Linked DNA regions of Mus musculus: region 2 is linked to region 1. Evidence: chromatin loops called from intact Hi-C (ENCODE). Cell type or tissue: heart. All regions are shown on one strand.

Region 1 (2,500 bases):
CAGTGCTTGGAAAGGTACCTTTCTCAGAATCGTGCTTTATACTGCAAACATCTCCCTTGGAGGAGTACATACAACATCTCACCGTTGCAAGCTGCTCTGAAATAAGCCAAAATCTTCAAGGTTGCATAAGTGAAACTTAGGAGACTTAAGCCTGGTAGTAATATAAAACAGTAGTCTCATGATCTATGGGTGATTGGGTTTCCAGGACACCCCACCTTCATGCCCTGTACATATGCAAATCCAGAGCTTCTCACAGTCTTTATTTAAAATGGTATATTTACATATGACTTATACATATATAACACAGGTTAATATAATTCCCCCTGCTAGTTCCAGATTATCTCAAATTATTGTTACACTGTATTGTTCAGAAAACGATTTAAAAAAAAATTTCACGTTCAACACAGATGCAATTTAAAAGAAGAAATTAAACCCATAGCTGTTTGAATTCATAGATGTGAACTATGAAAGGGGGCAGTGTATCTGCTGAATATATAGCATGAGCTATATATCAGATCAGATGAGCTATCCATCCTCAGATATGGCCGTGCAGCCATTGGTATAAACTCAGAAAGGCTGCAGAAGACTCGGAATGTGTTTTACCGAGGATGCCAGGAGTAGACAGTGTGGAGCCCAGAAACCAGGTGCAAACGACTTTCTGTGCAGAGTAAAAAACCCAGGCTAAGAACTGGCCTGGCAGGAGAGCATGGGGCAGGCTTATGGCTTAAAACTAAAGGCCACCTAGAGAAGTTGGCATGCACTTGGCTGTCACCCCTTCTTCAGTGCTGTGATCCCAGCAGCAAAAGCTTTTTTTTTTAACGTCATTTTTTATTAAATATTTTCTTTATTTACATTTCAAATGTTATCCCCTTTCCCCTCTGAAAACCCCCATCCCTTCTCCCCTCCCCCTGCTCACCAACCCACCCACTCCCACTTCCTGGCCCTGGCAGCCCCCATACTGGGGCATAGAACCTTCACAGGACCAAGGCCCTCTCCTTCCGTTGATGACCGACTAGGCCATCCTCTGCTACGTATGCAGCTGGAGCCAACAGCAAATTTTTGAGGAAAGGTACATCCTTGTGAGATAGGCAGCCCTGTGGAACACAAAAGACTTACTGCTCTCTGGAAGAGCAGATAATAAAGAACAGGGGACACACACACACACACACACACGGGTGTCCACTGATGCCAGAAGAGGTGTCACTTTTCTGGAACTAGAGTTTAGAGTTGATTGTGAGCTGTCAGGTGTGCACTAGGAGTTGGAGTCTTCTGCAAGAACAGCAAGTGCTTTTAACCTCTGAGCCATCTCCCCAGCTCTGTTGGATTTATATGAGAGGATTTTGTTGTTCTAAACTTTTGATTTGAATAATTCTAAGAGGACGGACATACTGCTAGAGCAGGTCTTGTAGTTTATCTTCTGTTAAGCTAATGAGTTGCGCCATGGCCGTCTACCCACTAGATGGCGCTCTCTACTTTTAAGGATCTAATTTTAACTGGTTATGTAGAGGTTCTCAAAACATTTGGTTTCATGAGACAACTTAGAAATGCAGATCCCAAGGAGCTTCTGTTCATTGTATATATTGGTATTAGAAGTTAAACTGAGATGCAGACTCTTTGACTTCAGCATAGGGCAGGATGTAGACTGAGAGCCTTAGAGCTCCAGGTTCAATGAAAGACCTTATCTCAGACAATCAGGTGGAAAGCAATGTAGGAGGGTCCCAGACTCCTATCTCTGACTTCCATGTACACACGTGCAGGCAACACACACATGCATGCAACTACGTGAACACTCAGAAACTCAATTGGTAGTTTGCTAAAACAGTTGCTCTGTTCTACTGTGTGTGTGTGTGTGTGTGTGTGTGTGTGTGTGTGTGTGTGTCCTGCAAGACAGCCTGTATCTGTAGCCCTGGCTGTTCTGGAACTCATCTGTACAGCAGGTCTGTCTGCCTCTGCTGGGATTGAAGGTGTGCACCACTACTCCCAGCTGTTTTGTTTTTGAGAGAGTCTCACAGGCTGAAGCCCAGGCTGGCCTGCAATGCCCGGTATTCCAGGCTCCTCTCAGATTCTCTGTGATCCTCCTGCCTTAGCCTCCCAAGCACAAGCCACAATGCCCAACCTCTGGTGTGTCTCTCAACACTTCAGTAGGCCTTTTACCATGGATGACTTCACAACACCAGACCAGAGCCTCGGTTTCTCTTCTCTGGGAAATGAGCATCATCATGAAATCTGCCTCTTTCGTTTGATGAGGGTTAAAGTAGTGCTGGGTGCCTGCGATTGGTAGCATCAGGTGCCTCTACTCACTTCCCAGGCTGGTCAGCCGATGTCGTTGACTACAGAATGGCGAGGCCTGTGCTTGGAGCCACAGTGTGGTGAGAGGAGCAGGCATAAAGGTGAGGGCTCGGAGAGGGCGGGCAGGCAGGCATGCTGTGGTGCGTGAAAGCTGGGAGGGAAGGCAGTGACAGCCAGATGCAGACCTGAAACAGCACAGAGCTAAATGGGA
Region 2 (2,500 bases), 140 kb after region 1:
GTAATAGGCACTGGCAGCGGCTTCTGCAGCCTTGGCCTCGGCTGTTAAAGCAAACACATGGGGAGATAGCAGCAAGCGGTGAGCCCCTCCTCCGCCCTCATCCAAGCTCCTAGGCCCATTTGTAGGCGAGAACACTGAGTTACAGAGGTGATCTTCTGACTCCAAAAAGGTCACCATAAGCCAAGAAGCCACAGAGTCCTCATCTCACCGTACCTTTGGATTTGTGTTCTGTGGCACCTGGGATAGAGCCCAGGCCCAGCCCACTCAAGCAAGTGCACACTGAACCACACCCAGCCCTTGGATATAGCTCTTCACCACCAGGCTACCACTGTGCTGGTGCCTTTTGGGTGGTCTGTAACCCAGAGGCCCTTCATCATTTGACCGTCAGTAGTCTCCAGCCATTGTTGGGAGTTCTCTGCAAGCCCTTGGGGAGGAGAGGACTGGTCATGAAGGACTGCTGGCAGCTGAGAGGCCTCACCTGCAGGAGTAGCGGGGGCACTGGGGCCGCTGACCGGAGGCTCCATGGGCCCAGGATAGGGTGGTGGTGGGGGCTGTACATAGCCCATGGCCCCATCCATCATGGGAGGTCCTGGATAGAACTCTGCTCGGGAAGAGAGCGACAGAGACAGTGAGCAGCCCCTTGGTTTCATAGGACTACACCTGGGATGTCCTAACTAGTCTTGGGATGCCCTCTAAACTCTCCAAGTCTGTTAGGTGTGTTTCCCCTCTGCAGCCTGAAGGTGTGGTTAGTGGGTGGGTGGGTGGGTGGGGTCTGAGTCTGGGCAGCAGAGGACACACTCACCGGGTGGGGGTGGTGGATAGGGGTAGCCAGGAGGGCAGGGGTACATTCCATTGGCGACTGGCGGGGGAAAGACATAGGCCCCGCTGGGCATGTAAGGGTACCCATAGGCTCCATTGGGGACTTCACCTCTGGAGGCTATAAGTACAAGGGGAGAGAGACATGAGTGTCACCTGCCCCAGGGACTGATGGGTCCCAGGACTGTGCCCACAGATGTGCCCTACCACCATTCCACTGCCCACCCCAAGGGGTCTGCCTAGGTCACCATGTGGTGAGGGGAGGGTGGGAAAAAGGACAAAGGGCAACATGGTGGGGTCAAGGCCAGGTGTGAGGGAAGTGGAGGGAGAGATGTGTTGGGGAAGGGTGAGGGATGAGGGGGAGGGGAAGGAGCGAGAGGGGAGGGGTGTTGAGCCCAGCACTGGGTGATTTACAATGGCTACTGGATGGTAGTTCAGGAGCTGGGTTTTTTGTTTGTTTTTCAGTGCAAACATTTCTGCTAAAATGTTGCCTGCCTGCTCTGGGCAGGGAAGCCTCAGAGGAGAATTACAGGTTTCTTCCCCAACTTCCCAGTCCTGTCAGCTGGGCCCAGAGAGTTACCTCCTAGTGTGAACGATACAAAATAAAAGGACAAACAAAAAACCCACATGTCTGATGTGTCCTTAGCCCCGAGTTTTTAAGGGCTTGGATACCTTGAGATGCCACCTGGAGCATCCTCTGCCCAAACTCAATGGCGCCCCCTGCTGTGAAGGTCAGCTTGTAGGAGGCGGAGCCTTCCCAGCCACCTGAGAAGGACAAGGACAGTCAATGGTGAGAGGGAAACAGGTTCAGTGCAGACAGACGGCTTGTCCTCTTCTGGCCACCGATGAGCACTAAGGAGGCCTGTGGGCAAGGGTGGGCCCTGTGCTGTAGACTGGCCCAGCTCCTGCTTGGGGGGGGGTCTTATCCTCTCAGCAGGACTTTCCCCACCCCCAGCCAAGTACCCACCCAGCACAAAGGCTATAGAGTTGCCTGGACAGCCAGCAGCAAGAGGGAGGTGGGGAGGTCTCTAACAAAGCACAAAGCACGTGGCAGCTCTCCTGGTAACTGGCATCAAGGTCCAGTGTAGAACTCTCCTGGTAAGGGGCCTCAAGACAAAACATGGCCCCTCAAGCCCAGAGGGAGGCTCACACAGAACCCCCTGGAGTCTGGGAGTTAGCCACAAAGCAGGCCCTGGCAGCCTCTGCTGGAGCAGCTGCCTTTCCCTACCTCTCATGAAAGGCCCCTCCTAGGAACAAGACACAACTCCTTCCCAAACCTAAAACCTGGGTCCTCCCTGGGTAAAAATAAACACATTTAGTTCTGTTGGGCTCACTTTCTGAGCAAAAGGCTGATTTTAACCCAGCACTTCCCAGCTCTTGGTAACCAAGGTCCCCAAGCACTGCTTAGCCATTAGCCTGGGTATCAAAAGTTAATTCACGCTAGGGGGCTGGAGAGATGGCTCAGTGGCTAAGAGCACTGTCTGTTCTTCCAGGGGTCCTGAGTTCAATTCCCAGTAACCACATGGTGGCTCAAAACCATCTGTAATGAGATCTGGTGCCTTCTTCTGGAGTGTCTGAAGACAGCTACAGTGTACTCACGTAAAATAAATAAATAAACCTTAAAAAAATAATCTCGGCTAGGAAGTGAGGCTTGGACAAGGAATGTGAAAAGGGCGTTTCCAGG

Evidence for each region. A loop is a pair of places that touch in the nucleus more often than their neighbours do. Peaks named below come from ENCODE experiments on the same cell type or tissue, not always from the same donor. Only the 100,000 strongest peaks of a DNase experiment are listed, where the experiment ranks them.
Region 2: it touches region 1 in a loop (2.6-fold over the local background); 4 of 42 quality-filtered maps call a loop at or near these places.

The regions. Positions count from the first base shown.
Region 1 is chr11:115,938,431-115,940,930 of GRCm38, forward strand. All of the region lies in intron 3 of Sap30bp (SAP30 binding protein), which reads left to right. Gm39474 (a long non-coding RNA gene) reads right to left here. Exons shown (of 2, transcript XR_880317.3): 2 at 1,442-2,474. Among named protein-coding and RNA genes, the nearest start is that of Gm39474, 3.1 kb to the right of the region's middle. In heart, a CTCF peak has its summit at 1,457 (motif pointing right); no DNase peak of the experiment used is centred here.
Region 2 is chr11:116,079,744-116,082,243 of GRCm38, forward strand. Wbp2 (WW domain binding protein 2) reads right to left here. Exons shown (of 8, transcript NM_016852.3): 4 at 1,489-1,581; 5 at 803-937; 6 at 479-601; 7 at 1-41. Among named protein-coding and RNA genes, the nearest start is that of Unc13d, 3.0 kb to the left of the region's middle. In heart, a CTCF peak has its summit at 1,537 (motif pointing left); DNase peaks (open chromatin) are centred at 302 and 1,604; H3K4me3 peaks cover 289 bases; H3K27ac peaks cover 894 bases.